Regions from separate parts of the Homo sapiens genome. Here regions 1 and 3 are each linked to region 2. The links are chromatin contacts, found by Hi-C or POLR2A ChIA-PET in ENCODE. All regions are on one chromosome and are shown on one strand. Each heading gives the region's core, a stretch centred on a gene start or an enhancer-like site at or near the end of the contact. The rest is flanking DNA. Distances are from core to core; before and after follow the strand shown.

Evidence for each region. Hi-C counts contacts between places; a loop is a spot of excess contacts on that map. ChIA-PET counts read pairs that join two places held with the same protein, here RNA polymerase II (POLR2A). Pooled maps may share reads with other maps.
Region 1: a map with no recorded cell type shows a loop between it and region 2 (6-fold over the local background). The contact joins the promoter of ERGIC1 here to the enhancer-like site in region 2. A Hi-C loop is called at or near these places in 5 of 37 single-sample maps with no recorded cell type and 5 of 50 pooled maps.
Region 3: a pooled map shows a loop between it and region 2 (6-fold over the local background). The contact joins two enhancer-like sites. A Hi-C loop is called at or near these places in 4 of 50 pooled maps. POLR2A ChIA-PET finds 5 or more read pairs at or near these places in 3 of 52 experiments (GM10248, OCI-LY7 and activated T-cell).

What each region holds. Positions count from the first base shown.
Region 1 is chr5:172,832,760-172,835,592 of GRCh38, forward strand. ERGIC1 (endoplasmic reticulum-golgi intermediate compartment 1) reads left to right here and starts at 1,492. Exons shown (of 10, transcript NM_001031711.3): 1 at 1,492-1,674. The coding sequence starts at 1,655. RefSeq lists silencers at 1,345-1,744, 2,115-2,164, 2,175-2,254 and enhancers at 2,238-2,833, 2,725-2,833.
Region 2 is chr5:173,033,695-173,036,811 of GRCh38, forward strand. ATP6V0E1 (ATPase H+ transporting V0 subunit e1) reads left to right here. Exons shown (of 4, transcript NM_003945.4): 4 at 705-1,751. Among named protein-coding and RNA genes, the nearest start is that of SNORA74B, 15 kb to the left of the region's middle. Within about 2 kb of position 1,802, at least 11 of the 41 ENCODE cell types and tissues checked have a DNase peak (open chromatin) inside an H3K27ac peak, as active enhancers do.
Region 3 is chr5:172,805,806-172,808,610 of GRCh38, forward strand. No RefSeq gene overlaps it. Among named protein-coding and RNA genes, the nearest start is that of ERGIC1, 27 kb to the right of the region's middle. RefSeq lists enhancers at 10-826, 1,108-2,307. Within about 2 kb of position 1,551, at least 22 of the 41 ENCODE cell types and tissues checked have a DNase peak (open chromatin) inside an H3K27ac peak, as active enhancers do.

The DNA of each region.
Region 1 (2,833 bases), core at 242-2,741, 200 kb before region 2:
TAGTCAACCCTGTCTTGCATTTACTCTGTGCCAGGCATTTGCTGACCTTGGATATCATCCCAAATGCACACTTGATTCAGTAGGTCTGGCCTGGGGACAAGAGTCTGTCCTGTGATGGCCATGTGGCTGGTCTGTGGACCACAGTTTGAGGAGGGAGGATTCGAGGTCAAAGATCCATCATTGCATGTTTCCTCCCACACAGGGCCAACGAATGGCTGTTTGGAAGCAGTGGCTGCTCAAGATCCCTTAACTCTCCCTGCTGTCCCTAGGTTTCCAGTTCAGGCTGAGATTTCCTTTTCTCCCCCAACAGTGTCAGACCACTGACACTGAATGAATGAATGAATGAATGAGTGAATGAATGAAAAGGGAACGCAGAGGTCAGGTCCCGGCATATGCTCTAGGGGAAGGCTTTGGTTCACCACGTCACCCTACCCCAGACCCCGTGCTAGTGTTGTCCCTTCTGAATCCTCCCGGAGGAACCAGCACTGCTGTTCCCCTCTATTTACACAGGGGGAAACTGTCCATTGACTCTGCTTTTGGAACCCGAGCCCTCACCATTCTCCCCTGGGTTTTTTGAAGCCCTGTCCCACCACAACCTTGGAGAAAGGGCCAGTGACAGAACCTCGGGGAAGTTCAGAGTGAGTTTCCCCTACTCAGGTCTTGTGTGACCTCAACTACCATCTCCTCTAATCCAGCAGTCACGGAGGCAGCTGCTCTGTATTCCTGAGGAGGAAACTGAGGCTCTAAGAAGGAGACAATCGGCACAGTCCACGTTGGCCAAGTCACAGTGCAGGTCCCATCTGCCTCTGCCACAACCCTGCATGTTCTCGATGGACCTGGTTCAGAGCAGATGCTCTGTGAATGCCCACTGGAGTGAACGACAGGGGCAGATGGAAGCAGGGACAGCCACTGCCAGCCTCAATAGTTTCAGGTGCCTGGCACTGTGCTAAGCCAGTCTCCTGTTTCTCAGCTGATCCCCAGGAAAACCCCCTCAAGTAGGTGTCATCGTCCTCTTTGTGCAGATATGCAAAAGGGGCGGGGCGGGGGGGGGGCGCTCTGAGAAGCCCAGTGGCTTTCCCAGAGAGACACGGCAGGGGCAGAGGTGAGTCCACCTTAACAGCCTAGGATGGCCGACCTCTTCCCTTCCCCCACAGTATTAGGCCCTCACTCAGAGCTAGACGCTGTGCACGGCCAAAGTCTGTATCACCCCGCCCCCCGCCCCCAACTCAATCACAGTTCAGTGAAACTGTTTACAAATGCAAAAAACTGGGCTCGGAGAAGCAGAGAATTTGTCCGAGGGCATCCAAAGAGATGGAGAAGGAAATCTAAGTGGGAGGCTTGAAGGAATGAGTACTGGAGTCTTTGGGGGACTCCCTTCCCTTCCGACAGCCTCGACTCTCCGCCCCTTCCCTGCCTGCCCGCGGGCCCCTTTAACCGGGTGGCGGAAGGGGCGGCCGGGCGGGCGGCGCCCAATGGGCTGCGCGGAGCGTCACTTCCCGGCAGCGGGAGGCGAGTGGCGAGTGGCGAGTGGCGAGTGTCAGGGGGGCGGCCGGCGGGGGCGGGGCGGCCGGAGGAGGCGTTGGCAGCGGGCTCGGACCCACGCGGCGCCGCGGCCCGCCTGGCCTGCAGCGCTCCCACCCCCGGCGGCGGCACGATGCCCTTTGACTTCAGGAGGTGAGTGTGGCGACCCCGGCCAGTCGGGAGTTCCCTCAGCGGGCAGAGGGAGCGCCCCGGCACGCCGCGGACCCCTCCCGCCCTGCATGCAAAAGCGGCTCCCCGCCCTGTGCATGCCTCCGCAGGCCCCTAGGGACCCCAGGCGAGCCCCCCCCCTGCCGCACACGAAGCCAGCCAGAGCCGCGGAGGCCCCCTCGTGCAGCGGGAGACAAATCCACCCACCTTCCCTCCGCCGAGCCCCCTCCCCAGCCTGCCCGGATACCTTGCATTCCCCTCCCCCACACTAGGAAACATTTCCTCCCTCCTCCCAGATGGGAACAGCCCATAACACCCCAGCATCCCTCTCCTCCCTCTACTGAGCCTCCTTGGTGGACCCCACCTCAGCTGACAGGTGGGGCAGGGCACCTGGAATGAGTCCGGAGGGGCCTGGGGCCCCATGCAGCCTGCCGGCAGCTGGAGGGTTTTAAGTTTCTATAGCCTGAGGCTCCCCCAGGCCGGGCAGATCGGGAGGCCTGCCCCCGCCCCTCCCTCCCTCAGCCCCAGCCCTGTCCGCTGGGTATGGGGGCACCATGGGAAGGGGAGGAGGCGCCTTGGGCAGGACTCTGCAGAAGGGCCACCGGGGTCTGGCCTTGGCTTTCTGCAGTCACCACAATGGGTCCTTTGTGGGGTCCAGCTGCCTCATGGTCTAGGTTGCATGGGGCATTCTGGAAGCCTGCGGGGGAAGAGATCTCCACCAGAGGTTCCCTTGAGGTGTGGAGCCCCAGGGGATGTCCTGGCCTGAGGCAGCCACACTTGGTGTCTGGCTGGGAAAAGAGCAGGGCTTTAATGCAGGGAGGAGCTGGATTAGAATCCTGGCTCTGCCCTTTCTACTGAACAGCTCGGTATATTCTAGAAGTTAGGGGCAAAGGCTCTGGGTTCAGAACTCCCTGTCGCCGCTCGGCTGGCTGACCTCAGCAAGTCTCCGAGCGCCCTCAGTTTCACCACCTGCAAATTGGGGCTAAAAATAAGGTCTCCGCTTGTGACGACTGAGTGCGTGAAACACCCTTAGCAGAGTCTGGCATGATTTAGAGCTCAGAAATAGGGCATTAGTGGATGGGGGGTGTTCTCCAGGAGGGGTTTTCCACATCCACAAAATAGTGATTCAGATGCCTGTGCCACA
Region 2 (3,117 bases), core at 552-3,051:
TTAGCCGAATGTGTTGGCGTGCACCTGTAGTTCCAGCTACTTGGGAGGCTGAGATGGGAGGATCATTTGGGCTCAGGAGATTGAGACTGCAGTGAGCCGAGATCACGCCACTGCACTCCAGCCTGGATGGCAGAGCAAGACCCTGTGTCCGAAAAAAACAAAAATAAAACAAAACAAAAAAAAAGATGGTGTTGAATTTAAGCTGCTAGAAAAAGAAAAGTGTCATTTGTCACCTACACTCGAGATAGCCAGAACGGGGAGCAAGCTACAGGGCAGCCTCCAGTACAAGACCAATGCAAGGAGCCCGCTCCCCAGGAGCCTGGCCCCAGAGCAGAGTTCGCCATGCCTGCGGAACCTCCCCTCCATGCTATAAGAGGGAAGGGAAAAATACAGACTCTTGAAACTGCGGTGAATTCATTAGATTCCAGCACAATCAATCTCAGTCAGCTTCATTCTTCCTGCTTTCTGTAACATAGAGTGTTACTTGTGCTCCTCATTTCAGCAGTGTCCTTGGTTACTGGACCTTTTGCCACAGCCCTGCAAAACCTGGCCAAACTTGCACCAAGTTGATTATCCTGTGTTTCATATTTTGTTGAGCATCTGTGCATTTTAAAGTGTTGGCTTGGTTAACTTTCTCGATGTTAACTTTTTGCCTTCCTGAGGAATGTATGAGGACCAGTTACCAGAATGGTTTTGTTTTGCAGGTCACGAGAAGAGAATGCCTTCTAGATGCAAAATCACCTCCAAACCAGACCACTTTTCTTGACTTGCCTGTTTTGGCCATTAGCTGCCTTAAACGTTAACAGCACATTTGAATGCCTTATTCTACAATGCAGCGTGTTTTCCTTTGCCTTTTTTGCACTTTGGTGAATTACGTGCCTCCATAACCTGAACTGTGCCGACTCCACAAAACGATTATGTACTCTTCTGAGATAGAAGATGCTGTTCTTCTGAGAGATACGTTACTCTCTCCTTGGAATCTGTGGATTTGAAGATGGCTCCTGCCTTCTCACGTGGGAATCAGTGAAGTGTTTAGAAACTGCTGCAAGACAAACAAGACTCCAGTGGGGTGGTCAGTAGGAGAGCACGTTCAGAGGGAAGAGCCATCTCAACAGAATCGCACCAAACTATACTTTCAGGATGAATTTCTTCTTTCTGCCATCTTTTGGAATAAATATTTTCCTCCTTTCTATGGAAATCTGGGCTCGGTGTTTGTAAAGTTCATTTTTATAAGCTTTTCTATCGCTACATAATGCCTTTTTAAAAAATGATTTTGTAGTCTAAACTTAGGTTGAGTATATAAACCCTGCCATGTAGCTTGAGATGCCTGAAAAGACTGGTAAGTGCGTTTCTTAATCGTTCAGTAACTATTTGAGTGCCTACTGCAGCCAAGGCACTGGAGGGATCAAAGATGTGTAAATTTGGAGTCCCTGCAAGTTCACAAGCTATTTGGAGAGATAAGGTTAGTATACATAGAACTGTAATATAAGGTTGTGTTGGAGCATTGTCCTTAAAGATGGTACCATGGTGAGCAGTTCAAGGTTACCTGCCAGCTGCAGAACAAGGCAGCAAATGCTCCTGAGATGGAACCATCACAGCCTCAGACATAGGACTAAAGAAGTCAAGAGTGATTAAAAAGCCAGGGGCAGGAGACAGTAATTTTGTATTTCAGTAGCAGGCATCTCGATACACTAATTTGAGAGCTTTATTACTTTTAAGAAATTAAAAATTAAAATGAACCTAAATTTTCACCAGCTCATGGCTTTTTGACAGCCAGCCAAGAATGGATTTCCTGTTTTGCAGTTTCTACTTTCTATTCCTCCCAAACTGTCTGAACTCATTACTTTGCTATTCTTATGACCAAAGTGAGTTTCAAGTTGAAGTGACTCTCCTGCTCTCGTTTCTTTTCATTCTTTACTTTTGTTTTGCGCAGTCTGTTAGGCAACTCCATGCTTTACGTTTCCAGCAGGAGGGCCACATTAGCTAATTTCATGGAATACATGAAACATTGATGATTTGAAGTTGAAGGGGGCTATGGTGATATAGGCTAACCCCATCATTTTATGGATAAGGAAGCTGAGCCCAGACAGGGAGAATTTCTCGCCCAGCTTAATGCAGTTGGTCAGAGCTAGACAGGGGAGTAAGATCCATGTTTTCTTTCTTTTTTTCTTGAGACAGAGTCTCACTCTGTCGCCCAGGCTGGAGTGCAGTGGTGCGATCTCAGCTCACTGCAACCTCTGCCTCCCGGGTTCAAGCAATTCTCCTGCCTCAGCCTCCTGAGTAGCTGAGATTACAGGCACCTGCCACCGCGCCCGACTAATTTTTGTATTTTTAGTAGAGACAGGGTTTCACCATGTTGGTCAGGCTGGTCTCCTGACCTCGTGATCCGCCCACCTTGGTCTCCGAAAGTGCTGGGATTACAGGTGTGAGCCACCGCGCCCTGCCATCATACTATTGTTGAAATGTGGGAATGACGAAATCAGCTCAGGTTTTATGAGAGGAAACTCGGTAAATTCCCTTTGCTCAGGAAGTCACTTCACCCTTGAGCCCTAGTTGTTTCATTTATTAAATTCTTGAGAAGGTTCAGTGCCATTAATACCTAAACCCAGGCACATGTTCTCTCGTCACCTCACCCTTAATAGCAGAACTGTTTGTTAACAACATGATTAGGCATCGGAGATGGATGTTGGTGAATCATATTTTCCTGACCGTTGCCACACTCCATCCAGTGTTTGTCAGGGCCCAGACTGGAAGGACCTCCATTTAGCCCGTTCAGAGGATACCGAAAATGTTCCTGCGCTCCAGAGCCCTTCCAGGCGAACGTCATGTGGCCTCCTGGGACAATCACTAGATTAGCAGAGGTCCTAGGTTTGCCATCTTACTCCCATCACTCGCTAGCTGTGTAACGGGGCAAATCATTTAATTTCTGACTCTCAGTGTTTTCATCTGTAAAATAGGGATAATGCATACCTTTTCTACTATACGAAGTTGTTACCAAATGAGATTTTGGCGGGGAAGGTGATTTGTGAATTATAATAATACATCAAGAGTATTTTCCAAATAAATGACCAAATCCCCAGGGTACACTGACAGTACTTTTCTATTCAGATAGGACCC
Region 3 (2,805 bases), core at 301-2,800, 230 kb before region 2:
TGGAGGAGGGTGTTGCACCACACAAGGCCCATCAAGGCTTCTGAAAACTTCGCTTAAGTGCCCCTTCTCTTTTCCCCAAGCTCCTCTGTCCACGGCATCCCTGACGCCCCACCCTGCGCTGTCTGTCAAACGCCCCTCCCAGCTCCGCAGCACTCTGGCCGCCTTGCTTCTCCTTTCTCTTCCTAACATTTCCAAAGCTGAGAGACTGAGAACTGGGCAAAACAAACAGTGGGCTGAGGGCCAAACTGGGATGCTACGGTCCTCCAGGACTTCCCTGGGGGCCTGCTCAGACTCACAAAAAACTCTCTACAGGTGTTACCTTGGGGAAGGCTCAGGGGCTTTAGCTTACCACTTGCCACCCTTTTGAACAATTTCTTCCTTGGAGGTATGTCGGTTTTAGAGAGACAGTAATCATACCCCCACCCAGACCTGTCACTCCCAGTTTGGGACACAGGGAAAGAGAGCAAAAGGAGGTCCTCGATCCCTGCCTACCCCTTCCCTTCCTGCCCCTGATCCAGCCTCTGGGAAGCTGTGTGGACAGCCCAGCCTGAACTTGTCTTGCCCGCACTCTCACCCCTAAAGCTGCCCTTTGGTCATCCCTCAGCCCTAGGTCTACTCTTGTTAGATCAGATGTGGAAAGAGGCCTAGGTAGGCCCTGGAAATAGATTTGGGGATATTTTAGCAGGGAATTATGTCCTGGGTGCCCAGAGCATGGGGTGTGGAGTGGCAGAACAGAGGGGAGGTTAATACTGCATCCACCCAATGATAAGATTACCAGCATCTTTATCCTTTCATCACCTCTTCTGTATTCTGTATTTTCTTTTCTTTCTTTTTTTTTTTTTTTTTTTTTTTTTTTTTTTTGAGATGGAGTCTTGCTCTGTCACCCAGGCTGGAGTGCAGTGGCGTGATCTCGGCTCACTGCAAGCTCTGCCTGCTGGGTTCACACCATTCTCCTGCCTCAGCCTCCCGAGTAGCTGGGACTACAGGCGCCCGCCACCACGCCCAGCTAATTTTTTGTATTTTTAGTAGACACGGGGTTTCACCGTGTTAGCCAGGATGGTCTCGATCTCCTGACCTCGTGATCCGCCCGCCTCGGCCTCCCAAAGTGCTGGGATTACGGGCGTGAGCCACCGCGCCCGGCCTGTATTCTGTATTTTCTATCAAGCAGAACCCTGATGATCTTTGTGTGGTCTCCAAATTGTGCGGCCACATTTGGAGGAAGCGAGATGACTACACAGTGAAGCACAGTGAAGGGGAGGCCTGAGGAGCCACGAAGACCGGTAGCACATTCTGGATTTTGTCAAGTCTTAGCCGGGTGCCCTGAGCAAGTCCCCTCGGCTGTCTTGAGCCTCAGTCTCCTTCTCTGTAAAACAGGAATAATAATAACCACGTGAATGGCACAGAGATTTTTAAGATGCAGTTATTACTATTTTTTAAACGTCAATTGATGCCAGGAATATTCTGCCAGCCCTCCAAGGGTGGTTTCAGCAGGCTTACTTCCTGGTCATAATCACTTCCTCCATCCCCGGCTTCTGTCATGCTCAGCCCTGACCTCACCACCGACCCGCCCTGCCCCTCCCATTAGCTGCGTCACCACTGCCTGCCCCCACGTTTAGCCCAGCCCCCAGCCCAGATCTCAGCCTTGGGTGAAAAGTGTCAGCCCGCACACTTTCTGTTTTACCTCCGGCCGCTCTTTTAACCTTTATCCTTTCCCTGCCCCCTTTCAGACCCTCTTACTCACCTCCACAGATGACGTGTAAAAGAGCTCAAATCAGTGTGTTACCTTTCCTGGGGTTATTTTCTTTTTAAACTGAGGTTTTGTCCCTTGGTGAGAAAGCTGGGGTACCGCTGAAAAGAAAGCCAGCCTGGGAGCAAGAGACTTGGATTTAAATCTTGCATCTGTACTTTCTAGTTGTGGGGTCTCTGATGAGTTACTTTAGCTCTCTGAACCTCAGGGTCCTCATCTATAAAATGGAAGAATGTCCAATGCTTTGGGAGGCTGAGGTGGGGGGATCGCTTGAGCCCAGGAGTCCAGGACCAGCCCGGGCAACGTAGCAAGATCCCATGTCTATGAAAAAAACCCACAAATTAGCTGGGTATGTTTGTTCCCACCCATAGTCACAGCTACTTGGGAGGCTGGGGTGGCTCGATTGCTTGAGCCCAGGCGTCCGATGTTACAGTGAGCTGTGTGATCACACCACTGCACTCCAGCCTGAATGACAGAGCAAGACCCTGTCTCTTTAAAAAAAAAAAAAAAAAGAGAGAGAATGAATGATTGAACAATTTCTACCCAACAATTTTGTATATCGAACCACCAACATGTGTAAGACACAGAAGAGGAGTTTGGTCAGTGATAGGTATGTAACCGCCCAGTGGGTTCATCTCGTCTGCTGCCCAGGGGAATGGAAATAGAGACAGAGTTTATACACGCAGAGCCTGCTGAACAGGAAACCGGAGTTTCATTATTGTGCACATCAGCCTCCCAGAAAATTTGGAGGCTAGGGTTTTTTGAAGATAGTTTAGGGGGCTAGGGTATGGGTGCTGCTGACTGGGTGGGGATGCAATCGTAGGGGTGAGGAAAATGGTCCTCATGTACTGAGTCCACTTCTGGGTGGAGGCCTCAGGACTGGTTGAGTGGAGAGTCAAGGGTCCAGGTAGGGCCATCCAGTTGTCAGAAATGCAAAACTCTGAAAAGACATCTTAAAAGGCCTGTCAGGCCCAAAACCCTAAATTCTTTTTTATCTTTTTTTTTTTTTTTTTTTTTTTTGAGACGGAGTCTTACTCTGTCGCCCAGGCTGGAGTGCA